Regions from separate parts of the Homo sapiens genome. Here regions 1, 2 and 4 are each linked to region 3. A link is an interaction called in ENCODE POLR2A ChIA-PET data of the cell type or tissue named here. Cell type or tissue: HepG2. All regions are shown on one strand. Each heading gives the region's core, and the rest is flanking DNA. Links, peaks and the distances in the headings are about the cores only. Region 1 overlaps FOXQ1 (forkhead box Q1). Region 2 overlaps LINC01622 (long intergenic non-protein coding RNA 1622). Region 3 has its middle 48 kb from the start of FOXQ1. Region 4 holds the start of LOC124901532 (small nucleolar RNA U13).

The links. Peaks named below come from ENCODE experiments on the same cell type or tissue, not always from the same donor. Only the 100,000 strongest peaks of a DNase experiment are listed, where the experiment ranks them.
Region 1: POLR2A ChIA-PET joins it to region 3 with 33 read pairs; 6 of 35 experiments call an interaction of 5 or more read pairs at or near these places.
Region 2: POLR2A ChIA-PET joins it to region 3 with 38 read pairs; 2 of 35 experiments call an interaction of 5 or more read pairs at or near these places.
Region 4: POLR2A ChIA-PET joins it to region 3 with 10 read pairs; 2 of 35 experiments call an interaction of 5 or more read pairs at or near these places.

The regions. Positions count from the first base shown.
Region 1 is chr6:1,313,235-1,318,387 of GRCh38, reverse strand. It overlaps FOXQ1 (forkhead box Q1), which reads right to left. Exons shown (of 1, transcript NM_033260.4): 1 at 3,630-5,153. The coding sequence ends at 4,472. Among named protein-coding and RNA genes, the nearest start is that of FOXQ1, 3.7 kb to the right of the region's middle. RefSeq lists an enhancer at 5,120-5,153. In HepG2, for the core only: a CTCF peak has its summit at 1,632; DNase peaks (open chromatin) are centred at 1,777, 2,008, 2,377 and 2,857; H3K4me3 peaks cover 2,373 bases.
Region 2 is chr6:1,052,579-1,057,731 of GRCh38, reverse strand. The region is part of intron 1 of LINC01622 (long intergenic non-protein coding RNA 1622); the gene reads left to right. Among named protein-coding and RNA genes, the nearest start is that of LINC01622, 46 kb to the left of the region's middle. In HepG2, for the core only: no CTCF peak of the experiment used is centred there; DNase peaks (open chromatin) are centred at 1,491, 1,861 and 2,541; H3K4me3 peaks cover 1,280 bases.
Region 3 is chr6:1,261,496-1,266,648 of GRCh38, reverse strand. No RefSeq gene overlaps it. Among named protein-coding and RNA genes, the nearest start is that of FOXQ1, 48 kb to the left of the region's middle. In HepG2, for the core only: a CTCF peak has its summit at 3,330; DNase peaks (open chromatin) are centred at 2,458 and 2,988; H3K4me3 peaks cover 1,013 bases.
Region 4 is chr6:1,185,194-1,190,346 of GRCh38, reverse strand. LOC124901532 (small nucleolar RNA U13) reads right to left here and starts at 3,829; the gene lies at 3,727-3,829. In HepG2, for the core only: no CTCF peak of the experiment used is centred there; a DNase peak (open chromatin) is centred at 2,866.

The sequences.
Region 1 (5,153 bases), core at 1,352-3,851, 52 kb before region 3:
ACCTCTGGGTTTCAGACCCACGTCTGCCACTAAGGAATATGTAAAGACACACTGTGGGGCCCCATTTTCTCCCGTGCAAAATTAGGGTTTCTTACTGAGCTTGAAAGTATGTGCGTTGATCCAAGACAGTCTAGTTTAGCTTTGTATTTTGTGTGTGAAAACACATTCCCTGAGGCAGAAAAAATACCAGCTTTGTGAAACTGTGCAACAGGGGAACCAGAATGGGCACAGATGCTTCTCCTTAGGGATGCTTCAGAATGAGCGGGCTACACCCTGGGGGACCCTAGGAACGCATCTTTATCTATTGGGGGTGGGACTTTCCGATTGTTTTTGAGAATTTATGTGGGGTCAAGAATCTAAGGCACAATTCTAGAGGGGACCTGGTTAGGTTCTTTATCCATAGCTAAAAGGCTTAGAGTCCACCCCGGGATGGTCGAAGCTTTCACCCCCCGGGCTCACTCGCAGGCAGGGGAGGCGCAGGGTGACCAGGGCCCTTTGGCCACGCAGCCCCATGCTTCCCGCACTGGCGGGAACCGTGCTCTAAGCAGAAAGGAGGCTTCTAACTGGGGAAGCTGATGGCACCGAGTGCGTCGCTTCCCAGAGATGTTTTCAGCCCCCACAGGCAGCCGACTTGGTCCCTGTCTGCAGAGAGGGCCTGGCCGGGCGGTCCAGAAAGGCCTCAGGCGCTCGCGCGGAGACCAGGCTGGGCCGGGACGGCGGCGCCGCTGTGCGCTTCTCCCCACCCAGCTGCCCACTGCGGCCTGGAGGGGTTTTCGACGGGGTGGAAGGGACTGTGGCAGTTTAAAGGCGCCGACAGGGAGGGTTGGCGGCGGCTGCGGGGGGCCAGCATGGGTTTCTTTGAAAAGGGATCCACCGAGCCCGGGCCCCACAGCTGCAGCTCCAGGCAGGACTGACAGGTGTCAAAGGGCGAGTCCCAAACCAAACACACCCTCGCCCGCACCCGGCATCCCGCGCCCCCCGCGTCGGCCGAGGGTCACTCGGGTGCCCCTCAGCCTGGTGTTTGCGCAGCTGGGGCCGGGTGCCTTTGCCCGGGATGGGCGCGCTGGGGCGAGGGGAGGAGAGAGGAGCAGGCGGGGGGAGGGGTAGGCTGGAGGGGGGCGGGAGGAGGGCTGGGCGGGGGGAGGGGTAGGCTGGGGGGGGGGGTAGGCTGGAGGGGGGCGGGAGGAGGGATGGGTGGGGGGAGGGGTAGGCGGGAGGAGGGATGGGTGGGGGGAGGGGTAGGCTGGAGGGGGGCGGGAGGAGGGATGGGTGGGGGGAGGGGTAGGCTGGAGGGGGGCGGGAGGAGGGGGGTGGGCGGGGGGAGGGGGTAGGCTGGGGGGGAGGCGGGAGGAGGGGGTGGGCGGGGGGAGGGGTAGGCTGGAGGGGGGCGGGAAGGGGGTGGGCGGGGGGAGGGTTAGGCTGGAGGGGGGGCGGGAGGGGGGTGGACGGGGGCAGGGGCGCGAGCCCTGCCCTCGGCGCGGGGGGCCACTTGGGCGCGGCCAGGCCTGGGGGCCTGGGCACAGTGAGCCCCGAACCCTCCTCCCGCGCCTGCGAGGAAGGCAGTTTTCTGGGCAGATGCTGGAAGGAGCTGTTGGGCTCGAGAGGTCCCACCGCCACCGCGAGGCTGCTGCCTGAGTGCAGGGTCCTGCAGCCGCACCGAGCGGCCCCTCCGAAGGCCGGCGTGCCTGCCGCCAGGTGCGGCTCCGCGGAATTCCAGCTTCGCCTGAACTAAAAGCAGCTGTGCAGCTTTCTGCCTTCATTGAGAAAACGGGAGCTGTGCCGTCGCCTTTCCTCCTGGGCTGCCTCCGACCCAGCACTGAGAAACCGAAACTCCCCGGGGCTGGGTGTGTGAAGGAGGGACAGGGAGGAGGCGACAGCCCAGGACCCTCCAATGCCCCCGCCCCGCCCGCCCAGTGTGATGTCCTTCTAGTCGTGGGATACTGAGCTTGGAAATGGTCATGAAATAGGGGTGCAAAACTCAAGCGACTCTGACAATTTTTTAGAAACGCTTATAGTCCCTGGGGAAACAAAGAAGGGGACCAGAAGCTAGGAGGGGACAGCATCCTACCAGACTCCAGGGTGTTCATTAGCAAGGAAGGATTTATTTTTTCTTTTGAGGGGAGGGCGGAACAGCCGGGATTTTTGGAACACTACCTTTGTCTTTCACTTTGCTGTTTGTGTGTTAACACGAATAAATCAGAAGCGACTTTAAATCTCCCTTCGCAGGACTGTCTTCACGTATCAGTGCAGACAAGAAAACAGTGGCTTTACAAAAAAGATGTTCAAGTAGGCTGCACTTTGCCTCTGTGGGTGAGGCACACTGTGGGAGAGACAAGGTCCCCTGGAACCAGAGGTGGGAAGGACAGAGCTGGCTGACTCCCTGCTCTCCCGCATTCTCTCCTCCATGTGTTTTGAAGAGGGAAGCAACATGTTGAGGTCTGATCATTTCTACCCAGGGAACCTGTTGTCCCCTGCCCCTAGTTGCTGGTCTGTTTCAGGTTTATTTTGGGGTCGGATTATTGGCCCTGTGGGTGCAAATGTCTACCTCTTGCCGTAATTCAACCCTATTATTATCACTCTTTATGATTACTAAGTAGATGTCATCCAAATCAGTCAAGACTCATCATCTGTTAACCTGATTTAGGGAAGATTGTTTCTCTCCCATTCCTGCCAAAAGAGAGCATCCTGAAATAAACGCCACCCTCCTTCCCCACCTCATTATATGTAGAGCTCAAATCATCCTCCTGTCCTGGGTAAGATGGGATCTACCCAAGAATGGCAGCCATGGCAATGAGGCCTGTTTCTAGTCTCTGCATTTCCCACAGTTTGTATTACTCTCTAAAATTTTGCAATCCATGCATTGTTAAAACTGTATTGCCTAGGAACCTACTGAAGAACAGGTGTTCACCCTGGTACTCCCACTGATGAAAATCCTCCGTTACATTTATAATATGGGAAACTGTCTCTCCCTCTCTCCAGGAGGCATTTTCTCTTCAGACTGCAACTGAAACATGCAAGACATTGCCACTGCTTCAAGTGAAATCTTTACAGATGAGGGAAGAGTGAAAAAAATACTACCCATTGGTTCACACCCAGTTGAACTTTTGCATTCCTAAAAAGGTGGATGGTTTTGTTTTGACAAAAACACTATGACATTTAAATTGCTTTTGAAATTGCCCTGAAGACACCTTTGATATTTTAAGATAGTCTTATGACAAAAAAGTTGTCAAAAAAATTGGGGCTCCAACTTTTTGAGCCCCAAATCGAAACCAATTTACCTGAAAATATCTGTTTGACTCTAGGCTTGTTAAGAACTCAACTTGCCTGCTAAGGATTCTTGGGGGAGAGAGGGACACTTCCCTCTCATTTGTTCTGGAAGCACTTAGGTGACTAATTAGAGGAGTAATTGGTTTTCAACTTTTAAAAAGCCCATGAATGGAAGTCCTATCTGGAAATCTGTCTAGCAATGCATCTCATACGGAAATCTGCAAGCCCATTCTATAATACCTTTATCGAATTATTCAGGAAAATATTTTTATCTCCAGAGGAAGTTTCTTGAGACCAAAACCTGAGCCCATTTTTTTGGGAGGGGGGACAGACATAAAAATCTCTCCACTTCCAACCCATCATCACAATGTGTTAAGTCAGTTGTTTTATTAAAAAATAAGCACTATGCTTGGGTTTCATAAAATTTATACATGAATATGTACACAGACACAAATAAAATAATATTAAAAATAAAAATCACACTTGCTTTCAAGGCAGTGGTCCTGGCACCCCACATACATAATCAACTTTTCCTTTAAAGAAATTGCTTGGCCCAAGGAGACCACAGTTAGAGAACCACTAATAAAGCTGTAGCCCGTTGCCTGCAACATTTTCAATTCGGGTTTCAAAAATATATAAATAATTTAATTACAAAACCCAACATTTTTTTTCTCTTTTGGCACAGTGAAGCATCGGTCAATAGCAAGAAATCACTGAAGAGCCTCTGACATGTCTCTCACACTCAGTCATACCTGGAAATGCCACATACGTACACGGATGGGGGCCCAGAAACCCCAAACAGTAGTCATATCATTTATAGTGTGGAAAGGTTCCCTGATGTACTTAGGGGGGAGGGAAGGGACATAAATCAATGGAAGTTGCGACAAAAACAGTAGAAATAAGACGAAGCCTGGGCGTTAAAGAAAGACAAAAAAAGTCCTTATGAAGGGAAGGAGGAGCAGGCTTCGCAAAGAAACTAAAACAAGAATTGCTTTGGTCCTCTGTAAAGTTATAAAACACAAAGGAAAATATCCTGGACTAAGTTTAAATACTCCTGTCAAAATGCTTTAGCTTTAAGGCACGTTTGATGGAGATTTTAAAAATTCATCTTCCTCTGGATTCAAAGTGCAAAGTCCGCGCGCGGGCCCGCGTTCCCGCCTCCCCGACGGCGCGCACTCGGCGTTCCCGGGCCCCGCGGCGCTACTCAGGCTAGGAGCGTCTCCACCGGGTACGGCAGGTGCGGGCCAGGGCGGCGGACTGAGGCCGCCTGCAGGGCTGCGGGCAGCCGCAGGGGGCAGTACAGGTGCGCGCCGCCGGCCGCCGGGCCTCGGAGTGGCTTGGCGGGGGCCGCCGCCGGGAGAGGTGCAAGCAGGAGGGGCGGCGCGGTCGGTGGCACCTCGGCCTCGCGCGCGCCCAGCCGCGCCGGCTCGCCCGCGCCGTACGCGCAGAGCGGCAGCAGGGCCCTGCAGGGCGCCGCGGGGAGGAGCGCGGGGAACGCGGGCAGCGGCGGGCAGGGCGCGGCGCCCCACTGAAGCGTCGTCCCGGGGGCCGTGTCCCTGAGGCGGCGGCTGCGGAAGGGCTTGCGCAGGATGCTGTCGATGGCGAAGGAGCTGGAGAACTTGCCCGCGGGGCTGGCGCGCTCCTCCTGGCGGGCGGGCGAGCGCATGCGGGGCGAGGCCGGGGCGGCGGGCGCGGGCGGCGGGGCGGCGGGGAGGCCCGGGGCCTCCTCGGGCCGCAGCCCGGGCGCGGGGACCGGCGCGCGGTGGCTGAGGCGCTTGCGGCGGCGGCGGAAGACCCCGTCGGCGAAGGTGTACTCGCTGTTGGGGTTGAGCATCCAGTAGTTGTCCTTGCCCCAGGGCCGCGAGGGGTCGCGCAGCACCTTGACG
Region 2 (5,153 bases), core at 1,431-3,930, 210 kb after region 3:
GTGGAAGGGGAGCGCTGAGGGACAGCATTGGGTGGAAGCAAGATAGCAACAGCTGCAGGGAGCAGCAGCGGGACTGGGGCGAAGGCTGTGCTCTGGTGAGCTCCGTGTAACACAGGAGGGCTGACGCTGGCCCAGATAGGCTGGCGCTTGCCAGAAAAGGGCATTAGCAGGAAGACCCAGGAGCAGATTTTCAACACGGGTTGCACAGTGTAATTAACTGGAGATAGTTTAAATATCCAGATTTTCAGACCACACCCAAACCAATTAAAAAGAAAAGGGCTTCTGGGGTCAGAACCCAGGCATCCATATTTTCAAAACCTCCATAGGTGAGTACAATGCCCATCGAAAACCATGGAGAACCATTGCAGTAAGACACACTTGCATATCACGTGTGTGACACATGTGTGACACCTTCCAAAAAGCAAAAGCATTTGGGGAAAATTAATGAAGAGTGATAAATAGCTTATCTTTAAAAATGTACATCTTGGCCAGGCCTGTAATCCCAGTACTTTGAGAGGCCAAAGTGAAGGGTCATTTGAGGCCAGGAGTTCAAGACCAGCCTGGACAACATAGGGAGACATCAACTCTCCCAAAAAAAGTACATCCTGCAAAGAACAGACTGGGTGAATATAAACAAAATGTTAGCAATAGTCATCTTTGTATAACAGTGTGGGACTATAGTTTATTTTCTTTTGTGTTATCTTTGCATAACCGTGTGGGACTATAGTTTATTTTCTTTTGTTTTCTTCTATTTCTCAGCAAAAACTCTCTAATCTTTTATAACAAAAGTCATACTTCAAAAAATCTCATGATAAACAGTTTGCAATTTGCTCATAAAAGGAGAGACCATATTATTTAAAGGATGGGGGTTGTTGTGGAATCTGGTGTGCCCCCTGGAAGATAGCACAGAGCTAACACAGGGTCTCTGGCAGCTCCCGGAGGGGCCGGAGCCAGGGGCCAGCACACCGACTCCTTGTGTTTGCCCTGTGTGGGGCCGCATGTCCTGGCTCTGTCAAGGCTGCCGGTGGCTCAGTGTCCCAGATAGGCGGTGCTCACTGTCTCCCAGACACCAGATGAGGACACCCAGGGCTGTGGAGCCTTTTTTTTTTTTTTTCTGAGATGGAGTCTCGCTCTGTCACCCAGGCTGGAGTGCAGTGGCAGGATCACGGCTCACAGCAAGCTCCGCCTCCCGGGTTCACGCCATTCTCCTGCCTCAGCCTCCTGAATAGCTGGGACTACAGGCATCTGCCACCACGCCCGGCTAATTTTTTGTATTTTTAGTAGAGACGGGGTTTCACTGTGTTAGCCAGGATGGTCTCAATCTCCTGACCTCGTCATCTGCCTGCCTCGGCCTCCCAAAGTGCTGGGATTACAGGCTTGAGCCACCTCGTCCGGCCGGCTGTGGAGTCTTCTGCTTCCAGATGTGCCACTGACTTTCTAACTGGCCCGAGTGAGGTCACTTACCCCGAAGCCTGATTGACAGCCCCTCCCCTGGAGTGCGTTGTGAACACTGAAAGTAGTGTCAGTGAAGGGCTTGGTTTCTCTCCAGCAAGAAAACTTGCTGTGCACAGTGCAAAGTCCAAAGACTTGAAGATACTTCAGAGGTGACACTCCCCCCGCCAAAGACTTCCATGAAGTGGGACCTGCTAGATGTTATGGTTCTTTCCATGAAGTCCCAGGAAGTCCTCCTGCTTTGATTTTCAAAGCTGCTATCATGCTGTTTTAGAAATATTGCTTTCACGGGTCTTCTCCAGTTGACAGTAGATGCCCTGTGGTTCATTTGTTCTCATGCTGGCCTTAGCTCTTTTAGGATAGCCTCCAGTCTCTGTGTTGAATAAGGCAAGGTCAAAGCAGCAGCCTCCTTGCATTTATTCCGTATGCAAATGCACCTTTAGCCTGTGCTATTCTCCAGGGCAGTGGCATGAAGTCAGGAATCACAGGGGATAGGTAGGTCTTATTCCCCCGCTGGGATGGGTACTCGTGGCCTGGAGCATGGACAGATTTCCGAGGATAGAGAGGAAAGGCAGGGGCTGGAGATTTTAAGTGGACTTTTCTCACCCACATGTGGAAAGGAAGTTTGGAGTAGAGAAGAGTTGTTCCCTCCGACACGTTTCAGGCCATGCCTTTACGTCCATCTAGCCTGCTTGTCATCTGCACCCCAGCACCCATCCCCTGCAGCCCCCACAGTAACACCAGGTCTGGCCTCAGAAGTGCCTCCCCCAGCCTCAGGTCCAGTCTCAGGTGACCGTGCAGGGTGCTGCCTCCTGGGCTCACTGCCCAGTGAGGAGAGGAGGCAACGGGGAGCTTCCACATCTCCTCTAAAGACTCACTTCTTTCCTCATTCCATCCTTTTCGATCTTTGCTTTGCCAGTTCCCACCATGGGCATCTGGAATGAAGGACGGGAAGAAAGAGAGAGGGAGAAAGGGGAAGAGGAGGCGTCTGCCACTGCCTTGTTTGCTCACTTCAAAGGGCTCCCTAATGAGTCTGTCTATTGTCTAAGCTCCTTGTCTATACCTGAGTTTTGCAATCTATACACCTAGGGAGATCACAGGGAACCGAAAGGAGCCTCTCACCGCAGGACGGGACAGCCCACCCTCCCCCTCCACATGGAATCAAAGGGGCAATTGTCAAAGGCAAATGAATTTGATCTGGAGGATTGCACAGATACTGGAACAGGTTCAGTGAAAGAGAAAAGAATGTGCATAGCCGGTGGGGGTGGAGGAGGCAGGAAGATGGGGAAGGGGAGCTGTTGGAAGCCAAGATCAAATTAATTCCCACTTAGATCACCTTTTGATGTATTTCCTCATCCCTGCTGCCACAGTGGTGAGCTCCTGGAGATTTCTAGAAATTCCTTTCCCATATCTATTCCCCACTCTGTTCCCTGTGTGCTGGGCCACTGGTTGTCAACCGGTGTCTGGGGAGGGAGGAGGTGATGAACATTTGCCAAAGTCGGAGATGCTTTCCATTGTCACCACAAGGGGAAGGGGGTCCCTGGCCCTCAGCGGTGGGTGGAGACCAGGGGTGTTTCTAAGTAGCCTACAATACACAGAACAGCTTCCCACAACAAAATATTATCTGACTTAACACGTCAAAAGTGTCATGATTGGCCGGGCGCGGTGGCTCACATCTTAATTCCTCCCACAATATGAACTGATGAAGTGGCAACAGTGCCAGATATGGCTTGCAGAATCCAGGATGTGTACTGTGCCATGGGTGTGCTGAAGGGGGATAGTCACTACTTCCCCAGCAGCATCCAGAACACTATGAAACCATGGTGCACACACTGTACTATGTGGCTGAGAAGATGCTAGAAATGGGACAGAAACACTCTTAGTGAGTAGAATTTCCTGTTTCCAAATTTCTTTTGCTTGAGCAGTGTCCACAGAAGACAAAGAACTACTGATATGAATATGTGCATGTCTGTGTCTGTGGGTATGGCTGCAGTTATGGCTGTGTCTACGGCTACATCTGCTGTGTCTATGATTACGTCTATATTTATGTCTGCCTCTATGGCTATGGCTACCTTTATGTCTATGTCTATGGTTTTGTCTACGTCGATATCAGTGTAGATGTCGATGTTAATGGCTATGTCTATGGTTTTGTCTATGTCTATGTCACTGTTGATGTCTGTGTTGATGGCTATGTCTGTGTCAATGTTGATGGCAATGTTGATGGTTATGTCTATGTTGACGGCTATGCTATGTCTATGTCTATGTTGCTGTTGATGTCTGTGTCTCTGGTTATGGCTGTGTCTATGGCTATGTCTATGTCACGATTGATGTCTGCGTCTGTATTGATGGCTATATATATGGATGTGGCTAGGCTATGTCTATGGCTATGTCTACGTCACTGTTGATGTCTGTGTCTGTGTTGATGGCTATGTCTATGGCTGTGGCTATGGCCATGTCTAGGTCTATGTCTACGTCTATGTTGCTGTTGATACCTACATTAATGACTATGTCTATGTCTACGTTGCTGTTGATGTCTGCGTCTGTGTTGATGGCCGTGTCTATGGCTGTGGCTATGGCTATGTCTAGGTCTATGTCTACTTCTGTGTTGCTGTTGATACCTACATTGATGACTATGTTTATGTCTACATGTACATCTGTAGTTATGGCTATGGTTGTGTTTATGTCTGTGTCTGTGTCCGTGGTTGTGTTTATGTTCATGGCTATGGTTATGCCTATGTGAGTTTTCGGACCTAAATTGGGGTCCGTTGTGGAGGACTAAGACTTCCAGTATGTCTTTGCTCAAAAAAATACCCAGAGAATATGATTTAAGCTCCAAATGATAATTAGTTATTGGATCTCTGTCTTGTTCAAGTGCTTAGTTACCATTGCCACATATGCCTTCAACAATCCACAGTTATTGATGTTTTCCTATGTGTCAATTACTGGATAAGCACTGAGTACACATGGGTGAAAAGGACAGACACTGCCCCTGTCCTCATAGAGTAAGTAGTCACTTGGTTGCTCACTCTTTTTCTCCCTCCTCTTTCAAAGCTTTCATGAAATTCCATCCTAGTTTTTTTTTTTTTTTTTTTTTTTTTTCAGACAGAGTCTCACTCTGTCACCCAGGCTGGAGTGCAATGGCACGATCTCGGCTCACTGCAAGCTCCGCCTCCTGGGTTCACGCCATTCACCTGCCTCAGCCTCCCAAGTAGCTGGGACTACAGGCGCCCACCACCATGCCCGGCTAATTTTTTGTATTTTTAGTAGAGATGGGGTTTCACCATGTTAGCCAGGATGGTCTCGATCTCCTGACCTCATGATCCACCCACCTCGGCCTCCCAAAGTGCTGGGATTACAGGTATCAGCCACCGCACCCGGCCTCCATCCTAGTTTATGACAGAGGCTATGAAGTACCAACAGCAAAAGTATCTCAGAAAGATACCATAAAAAGCCTACAGAAAACATACCTATAAAAAGCCTTCTGTGAAAGTTGTCTTTTAAGAGCAAAACATAGAAGCACAAATCATTCCACACAGCCCACTGTTTAGGAGTCACAGCTTACTGGGCAATGCCAAGTGCATCAGAAGGATGGGGGGCTATGGATCCTTTTGGGAATGAACTCATTTTCCAGTGAGATGAACTAGTGTCAGGAAGGGAGAAGTGGTTCTGAATACACCCTCAGGTGGACAGGTCACAGAAAC
Region 3 (5,153 bases), core at 1,734-4,233:
TATAATATAAAATTAACCATTTAATCATTTTAGGCACACAGTCCAGTGGTGTTAAGCACATTCACACTGTGGGAAACCGTCACCACCATCCGTCTCTGGGCTTTTTAGTCTTGTGAATGGAAACTCTACCCATTGAACAATAACTCCTCCTCTCGTGACCCTGGCAGCCTCCACTGTACTTTCTGTCTCTATGGATTTGCCTACTTTAGTGCTTCCTATAAGAGGAATCACACAGCGCTCATCCTTTTGTGACTGGCTTATTTCACTGAGCACTATGTCTTCAAGGTTTATCCAGTGGTAACCCATGTCAGCGTTTCCTTCCTTTTAAAGGCTGAATCATATTCTGTTGTGTGGATGGACCACAGTTTGTTTGTATCTGTTAATGAACACTTGGGTTGCCCAGGGGGTAGATTTCTATTCCGTATCTTAACAGTTGAATGAGCGTGTAGGGCCATGAGTGTCAGGTGTGCTTGGCAATTTGCAACCCCGCCACCAGCTTTTTGCTGCCGAGCCTCCATGGTGTTTGAGTAGCACGTCCTTTAGGAATCACACCTGCAGCTTATGTCGAGTCCATCCCACTCCTGGATGGATCTCTCCTACCTGCAAGACGATTGGCATCACAGGTGTTTGCTGGTGGTGCTCGTTCCAGTGTAAGGTCAGTGGCCTACAAGGAAAGGAAGCTCTTTCCACCTTGGCCTCGAGTGTTGCTCTGTTCTTTCAGCTGTGCTCAACAGCTAGGAAGAGTCCAGGCTGGGACCACTGGGACCCGTACCCTTGCTCCTTCTTCCCCTTCATTCCATGGAGTGCTTTCCCTCTGCAAAGATCACATTTACAAGACTTCTGTGCAAATGAAATGACTTGATTTGGAATTTCTTTGTGATTAGGAAGATATTTCAATGTTGTTTTAACTCTTGACCTCAGGCTAACATGTAGGAGCCAGGATTCAGTTAATCCATTAATGCCTATAAGAGAAAGTTCTAATTTACTTTTGAAATACATTGCAAATGTGCCTTGTACTAACCTTCCTAATTATTATTTTTTCCTTATAGACTAAGAGTGAAATTAGCATTTGCATTTTCTAAATGAATTGGTGGACAGAGAAAGGAAGTCAGTGACATCCTTGGGTATGAGAAAAGTCAGCCCAGAGTTGGGGGGGCTTATAAAATTGGGAATGGCTGGAATGGAAAACCCGTTGGGTTCCACCTAGCGCCCTCCCCCTCCCCACAGACTTCCCCTACCCAGAGAGTGGCTGGAACACACCAGACCCTCCACAACAGCATTTTTAAGGCAGCTTTCAGGTATTCAGAGAAAGACAGACTCTGCGATGCAAGTTTTGGAAATTTGGTTCCACAAAGTTAGTTTTTCTTTTTTCTTTCCTGGAGCAGAACGCCTCATAATTGCTCATTCAGCAATTTTCACTGGGTGTGGACTGTGTGCAGGCTTTGTATAAGAAACACCAGTATGTTCCTGCCTTCCTGGAGACTGAAGTCTGGTGCAGCTCATAAGATGCTAATTTCAAAGGGGGTGATAAAGTAGGCAGGGTCCCCAAAATGCTTAACAATGAAAGGAGACTCTCTTGGGAAAACATTTCCTTTCACACGTGACTCGTGGGGTGCACTTTGTATTTGTGTTTTGTTTTAGAGACAGGATCTCTGTCACCCAGGCTAGAGTGCAGTATCACGATCATGGCTTACCTCAGCCTTGAACTCCTGGGCTCAAGTGATCCTCCCACCTCAGCCTCCAGAGTAGCTGGGACTACAGGTACATGCCACCACACCAAGCTAACTTTAAAAAATGTTTTTGGTAGAGATAAGGTCTCATTATGTTGCCTGGGCTGGTCTCAAACTCCTGGGCTCAAGCTATCCCATCACCTCAGCCTTCCAAAGTGCTGGGATTACAGGTGTGAGACACTGCGCCTGCCGGTGCCCTTCGGATGGCACTGTGGTGCAGTGAGGACGTTAAGTAGAAACTCGGTGCCATTATGGTAATAACTAGCACATGTCAAGCAGGCTGCATGTGCCATTTCTCACCATCATCCTGATGGTTGGAAATACTTTCATTTTACAGCTAAGGGGACTAGAATTCAGAGCACTTAGGTAACTAGTCCTAGGCCATCTGTTTTGTTTGGTAACAAGGAAAGCCATGATTGGCATCCAAGTCTATTTGGGTCCAACACCATTGTTCTTCCATTTTCTTTCCCTAATTCTCTCCCTGAAAAGTTTACGTCTTGGGTTAAAGAAACCTCAATTCTAGTCCTGACCTGTCTGCTAATTAGCCCAGCAATCTTGACCCCTTCAAATTCTCAGAGTTTGAATCCTTAACTCTAAACACAAAGAGTTAAAAGGTCTGTGCTTACAGTATGTTGTTAGGACAGATTAAGTAAGGTGTGCTCTGCCACTTTGAAACATACACAATATGTACAGTGCTATCTGCATTCCAAGCGTCAAATATTATTTGCTGAAGCAGTTCAAAGGGTTGGCCGTGTTCGATTCAGCTGGATCCAACATGTGGACGGTATGTGTAGCCTTCTTGAGGCCAGCTGTGCTGCTCATGTCGTGGAGCACTGAAGTGGACAGTGTTCCTTCAAGATCCCCACCGAGGAGGCTCTCCTCCTCTCAGGCTGCACCTGACAATGACCTCAGCCTTCAGAACCACTCGTTAAAGGATTTTTTTAAAGAGTGGCAACACCCGAAAGCTCGTTTATTACTGTCTCTGCCTCCTGGCGATGATGCCACCTACACACTGAAGAATGATGGCAAAAATAACACACAACAAACCAGGGAAAAAATGTAAAAGGACCCCTCTGTGCTGAAGGCAGAGATTACTGACCTATTTGTAATAATTTTAGATGGCACTCTGATCAGGAAGATTGTGGTTTTGCAAACACAGAGGGTTCTTACATCACTATTATATGGGGAGCCCTTCTTTCCTCTGGAATCCAAACTGATAAGCGGCATGTTTGTTGGTCTACGGGAGGATTATGGGCTCCGTAGTTTTTTTCCTTTGGTTTGATTGGAATGCTTTACTGGATTGGAATGAACAGGCTGGAATTCTGTGGCTGTAGTGGAGTCCTTCAGCACCATAAATTCATAAAGCTGACCCCAAGAGACCTGAGAGCCAGTGCTTCCTGTTAGCTTTGGTGGAGACTAGGGAGAGGTGGCAACAGCCCTGCAGGGAGCCAAGAGGGGAAGAAAAGGTAGGCGAGGGCCTACCTCCCTGTTTCAGGGAGCGGGCAAGGAGTGCCGAAGATGAGAAAGGGCTGGGGACTGTGCTTGCAGTAGAGTGGACAAGTTCCTCCTTGGGGACCGTGTAAGGACAGCAGCTCTGGAGTGCCCCCTGCCTTCCGCCTTGACCTCCCAAAGTGCTGGGATTACAGGTGTGAGCCACTGGAGGATAGAGGCCTCTGTCCTCCATAAGCCCAGGAAGCAAAGGGCAGGCTAGCTCCCATAGATCATGCCCAGATGAGTCTTGGGGTGTCAGAGCCTAGAGGCCTCATCAGGGACCATCCCCTGCTTTAAATCGGTCTTTCATGTGGCAGGGTTGACCAGCAGGGCATGGGCACATTCATCAATATTTGCTAGAGCGGCGGGGCCATTGTGGCACACGCACAACACCAGGTTCACAGGCACAAATCATGTGAAAGCAAATTCATCTTTCTTCTGACGGGGCCACTAGACTGGTAGGTCAAGGAAATGCTGGAGCCACAGTGGTTGCATCTGGCACAGTCTCTCGTGATGATATCCTTGTGTACAAAATAAAGGCATGTGGGCCAGAGGTGGTTGGGGTGGCCGTTCCCTGGCAGGTCCAGGGAATACACCCAACAAAGGCTGGTCTAAGCCATGGCCAGCAGCGGCTTTCACAGACACTTCTGGTGCTGAGCTGCGAGCCTTAACTGTGTCCTGCTCAGTGGTAAACCACACGTTTTGAAGGACAGTCAGGATCAGGAGCCGAAAGGGCCTCACAGCACAGGTTAGAAGAAAAGGCTGAACAAGACAGAAGGCCATTTTATTTTCTAATTTTTATTTATTTTTCATTGTATATTTTTAAGGCATGCAACATGATGTTTTGATATATGTATGCATAGTGAAGTGAATGCCACAGTCCAGCCAGTTAACATATCTGCTATCTCATGTCATCACCGTCTTTTGCAATAAAAGTGCCTAAAATTGACTCTCTTGCCAAATATCCAGAGTATAAAATACAATATTCTTATCTATTAATGTCTACAATATTATTATCATATTGTATTAGAATGACATTTTAAAAGGTTAAATAAAAAGGCTCTTCACTTGGGCTCAAAGAATTAACTGCACTAGTACCCCAAGGGTGCCATGGCGCTTAGTAGCAGTGAGGATGACGAGAATCCAGGGCTTAGGGCAGGAGGTGGTTTTCATATGTTTGTTCCGTCCATCTTTGGCTACATTATGGTGGAATATTTCCTAGAATGCTGCACTGCCTCGCCTTCTCTGGGCTAGGGTAACCACTTTTGGAGTACTGGCATTCAGTTTTAGGCATCATATTTAAGAAGACAAAGACAGAATAGACCCAAAGCACAGGGACCAGATTGCAAAAGGCCCTGACACTGCCTCCAGAAGAATGACAGAGAACCTAGAGGGTTCACAGCTACTATCGACTCTGAGGACCAAGGAAAACAGGGCAAAGCTTGTGTTGTAAGACTACAAGGGCAGAAGTGGGGTGGAAACTAAGAAATTCTCCAGCATTCAGAGCTGTCCAAGGCAGGATGGGCTGTCCTGGGAAGCAATGAGATCTCATCACTCAGAAGCTTGGAAGTAAACTGGGCCTGCACCTGCTGCATGTGGAAACAGTGCTTTAAGTATTTTAGGGCTGGTTTGTCTGGGCCATTCCTCCAAACCCTGGGATTCTATGAGTCCATGACGAGTCAAGAAACTGAGGATCTAACCTTAGCTTTGCCACAAACTATCTTAGTGACCTTAAGCAGAACATTTCAATCCTCTCCATCTCATTTTTATCCTCTGCTAAAATAAGAAGTTGGACAGGATTCCCTACAATGTTTCATTAATTCATATATTCTACCACCTTTATCACCATGTGCTGCAGTCTCTGCAAAGTGCTGATAGTTTGTGATCTCCTCCTTCTTTCATGTACACCAAGAAAGGGGTTTAGGAGATAAT
Region 4 (5,153 bases), core at 1,466-3,965, 76 kb after region 3:
ATACCTTTCATTCCTTCTGAATGTAGAATGGTACAAGAGACAACTGATTTTCATCTAACTAGCCATTTGGGAAGATAATTAGAAAATAATGTTTGGGGAAGTAGCATATAGAATTAATTTTCGACATATGTTTACAGAGCATGAACTGTTTTATGTGCTTGGTGGATAAGTTCATGAACAAAATAAAGACCTCTACCCTTATGGATATATATTTTTTAAGAGATAGAGTCTCCCTCTATCACCCAGGTTGGAGTGCAGTGGTATGATCATAACTCACTGCAGCTTCAAATCCTAGGGATCAAGTGATTCTCCTGCCTCAGCCTCCTGAGTAGCTGGGATTGCAGGTGGGAGTCACTGTGCCTGGCTCCTCATGGAGTCATGATTTTTCTGATTTGATCTTGCTTGAGACATCTCCGTACCATTTCTGTGAGACCTGGTGGTATGAAATCGATAAGATTGTGCAGTTGGGCACTTCTCATCCATAACTGGTCATTGTATTCATATGTTCTCATGCTGCTATGAAGAAATACCCAAGTCTGGTAATTTATAAAGAAAAGAGGTTAATTGACACAGTTATGCCTGAGTAGAGAGGCCTCAGGAAACTTACAATCATGATAGGAGGCACCTCTTCACAGAGCAGCAGGAGAGAAAGAGTGCCAGCAGGGGAAATGCCAGACGCTTATAAAACCATCAGGTCTTGTGAGAACTCTGTCACTATCACGAGAACAGCATAGGGGAAACCACCCCCATGATTCAATTACCTCCCAGCAGGTCTCTCCCACGACTCGGGGGGATTATGGGGATTACAATTCAAGATGAGATTTGGGTGGGGACACAGCCAAACCATATCAGTCACTGTTGGTGATGCTTGGTTCTCTCCGGTGTCTCTGAGATTTATGATGAGCAATGGACAAATTGAACCAGGAGCAAGTGCAAGGCACATGTTCTTCAGAGCTTCACGGTCTACCTAGGACATCGTGGACCAGACTTCTCGACTGAAATGGAAAGGTTGTGCTGGTATTGCAGAAAGATTACAGATGAGGACCCCAAAAGCCCATCATAAAGTAAAATACCAAAAAGTCTTGTGTTTTATATTCAAATTTCCTGCAAATTAGGCATAGTCCTGTAAGTCATCCATACTTCAATATTAAAAACACTGGACTTGCTCTTAAAGTGAAAGAACATTTCTTAACACCCCTTCCCCTAAATCTTCAAGTGAAACTTGCTCTAAAAAGATGTTCTAGGTATATTGTATAGATTCTAATCTCCTGGTTTACCTGTGCTTATCTATAGAAGTAAAGCCTATTCTAATTAGAGAAGCATGGATGTCTGAATCTTTTACAAGACCAAATTCTGGGCACCAAAGTGAAGGGAGGTCTGGGTGAGAGTCATTATTCAACTTCGTCTGCTAGTTGTGTTGTCCCTGGTTCTGCCTGGGCCTGCATTCTCAGGATGTGTTCATCCTATAGGCAAAGGTGGAAGAAGCAAAAATTTAGAGCATTGAAGATAAATGAAATCCAATTATTTATCTTCTCAATATTCCAGCCTTCACTTACAACTTTTAGCTGTTAATTAGATATTTTACAAAAGTCTGTTTATTTTAAAGGCCCAAATGTTTGAAGACTATAAGGTCACTGTCAGTATATTTCTGGAGAAGAAATGTTTGTCTCTTGTCTTCAAGGTTGATGTTTATTAGTTTTCCCATCTAAAGACTAGGTCTGATGCCAACAAATCAGACTTTTTTTTCCTGCATCTATGATCAAGCACTTGAACATTTCCCCACGAATGTGGATGCGCCCTGGGTTAGAATTGTTTTCTGCTGTGAGCCAAGGCTGAGTTCCAGCTCTCATTTACCTGCAAGGAGGAGAGGGATGCAAAGGATCGTCAGTGGTGGAGAAGATGCCACTTTTTTGGCTGTTTTCCACAGCATTCAGATTCATATCTGAGTTCAACATGCTTTGTATGTTTTCCCCACATGCTGGGACAGGCCTGTTTTTAAAGACAAGGTTGAAGAGTGGAGAGAAGAGGCTTGTTTATGCACATGGTCATCAGTACAGCACAATCTGTCTCCAAAATGGGAAAGGTCCCCTCACTAGGGATGAGCTTCAGTTTTGGTCTGTCTCTGGATTCTCACCTACCTGATTTTCCACTCTTATCCCCCAATCTTGGGCCTGTCCTTTAACTGAAAGAAAGACACCCTTTTCTACCCTTTTGATGTTTCATCTGAATCCTTGGCAAAAGTATAGCTTATAATTTTTTAATTAAGATGCCTGTGTTTGAGAAGGTGGTGACAACTGAACTCCAGGCTCATCTGGTTTATCACATGCTCCAGGACAGGTTTGGGTCTGGGTTTCAATCAGGTCATAACATGAAGTCAGTATCTGTGATCATTGCATTATTCACAGGAGCAGAGGCTTGTGGAAATAAAGGGAGGCACTCCAGTCCCCAACACACCCAGTGTCTTTTCACTCTGTCATTGGACGGAAATTTCTCCCCACTGGATCGGGACTTGAAGATTTCGCGAGACTTGTTGCTTACCTTGCAAGAGATCGTCTTTCTCTTTGGCACCCTGAATAATTTTGACTCACTTGGACAAATAATTCAGAGTATTTACAGATACCACTTGACAGGGGATTTGCCAATACTTAGGCAAACTTTGGTTTGGTGTAACTGGTGGGCTGTCGTGCAAAGCCAGGAGGCTAGCAGTAGCTTTACTATAAGTTCCCTACCAAGGAGCAGTAACTCATTAAGTCCTTCACAACTTTTTCATTTTAGCTCCTGTTGAGTGGTAGGCAGCATGGTCCTGTGGGGTTGAGACTAGAGTCAGCTAAGTTTGATTGGGACAAGGATTGTGAAATCTGAGCCTGAGGCTCTCAGTGAAAGAGTCAGGCACAACACAGTAGAGAGAGGTCAAAGTCAGCCACGGGACAAATGGAGAGGACTGCAAATGACAAACTTATTTTGGAGAGATATGTGGTGTGCATTAGTAGGCATGGCTGAGAGTTCCCAGAGGCTGAGGCCATCCCTTTAAGGACTGAAACCATAATGTCAGCTGTTGTTGATGTTCATGTCCTACACACTGTTAAATATTGCTAAGCTTTGGGAGGAAATGTTGGCCCCATCATATGTCACAGTCAACCCGGGGCAGTCTCTGTTTATGCTGATGGTCCCAAGCTCATTATTAACAGCACCCCTTTCATTCTCAAAAGTCTACTTGTTTGGAAAGTGCCTGGTATGATCACACCAGATAAGGAAAGTGGATGTTGCTGCTTTCTTTTTACATATCAGAGATACCTCAAGCTTTGAGGTGCTCCTCTCCCAACTTTAAGGCTCTCTTAAAATATCTTTTTATATCTTTAATATGCTCACATTTTTCTCCACCTTCTTGAACATATGGAATGTAGTTATAACTGTTTTGATGTCCTTGTCTACTAACTCCTGCATCTATGTTATTTCTGGGTCTGTTTATGTTGATCAGTTTCCCTCCCGCTCATTGTCCATTATGTTCCCTTGCTACTTTGCATGTCTGGTAATTTTTGAGTGGATGGCCAGATGTAATTTTTATCTTGTTGGATGTCAGATATTTCTGTATTCTTTTAAGTATTCTTGGTCTGTTCTGGGACATACTTAAGTTGCTTGGAAACAGTTAATCTTTTTGAAGTTTGCTTTCAAGCATGGTTAGATGGAACCAGAACAGCCTTTGGTGCAGGGATTTTTTTTTTTCCAAGTCAGATGGGTGATGTGCCGACATCATAACGAGGTTTGAGGGAGGCACATCTCACACATGAGCAAAAAACCCAATCATCACACTTATGAACCACAAAAGAACCTGGTCTAGGGGTACTTTTTTCCTTTTGAGGGCACGACCATGTATTACAAGATTTCTCCACTCTGCTATGGGGACATCAAAGTTCCTTGCCCCTAGCTCAGGGATGATTCCACCCACTCACTCCTGATGGGTGCAGCTTCTTCACATCCACACCCTGACCAGTACTCAGCTGAAGAGTAGAGGAACCCCCTTTCCATCTCCAGACTCTCCTTCTGTGCAGGTCTCTCTGTGCAGCTCTCTTCCCTGTGAAGCTCTCTTTCCTCCATTACTCTCCTCTACGGGGTTAGCCAGAGTGTCTCCCTGAATTCTCACTTGTGTCCATAAACCAGTAGGCTTTGTTTAGATTCCATCTTTTTGCACCATCACTTAACTGAAAACGCTGTCCACCTGGTAAGCCGGGGCATCTCAGGGCTCACCTTGCTTGTTCCCCCTTTTCTCAGGAATCTCTGTCCTCTGCTGCCTCTTTTCCAGTGTCTGAAATTATTTAAAATTATTTCCATTTGTTGTTGTTTTTTAAGGTAAGAGGGTGAATCTGATCCATGTTACTCCATCATGGCCAGAAGTGCAAGTCCTGAGTATTGGGCTGTTTCAGCTTCTGTATCTTTGGGACTAATGCATTCTCTTCTCTAATTTCAGTGTCAATGTATCTTCTCCCTCTGCACTGGTTTTGCTAATGGTCAACACCTTAGCAGCTATTGCCTTAGATCCTCTTCTTTACCATCTTCTGTTGTTCTCTTCACTTGTTTAGTTCTTGTCTAGTTTCTCCTCTCATTCTTCCCAGCTTTTGCACAAGGTGGCTGGTCCTCCACAGATATCACCATCTGTGGGATCAGACCATAAATTTCTTTTTAGCAGATCCCACTGACAGTCCATTGGCTTCCACCTTCCAAATGTCCACATTTTTTGCCTGCATTTATTTTTGCAACAGTGTTCTGCCACTGCAGCTTCACCAGCAAAACAGCTATGGCCAGCCTGTCTGTCTGTCTGTCTGTCTGTCTGTCTGTCTGTCTGTCTGTCTGTCTATCCATCTGTCTTTCTATCATCTATGTATTGCCTATCTATTTCATCTATTATCTATCATCTGTCTATCACCTATCATTTATCTATACATCGTCTATTTATCAATCATCTATTTATTCTATTTGATCTCTGTATCTATCATCTATTATCTATCATTTATCCATCATTTATCTGTCCATCATCTATCAATCATGTATCTATTCAATTTCATCTATCATCTATCCATCATCTACTTACCAATCATCTATTTATTCTATCTTATCTATCCATCCACTGCCTATCTTTTCATCCATCCATTTATCCA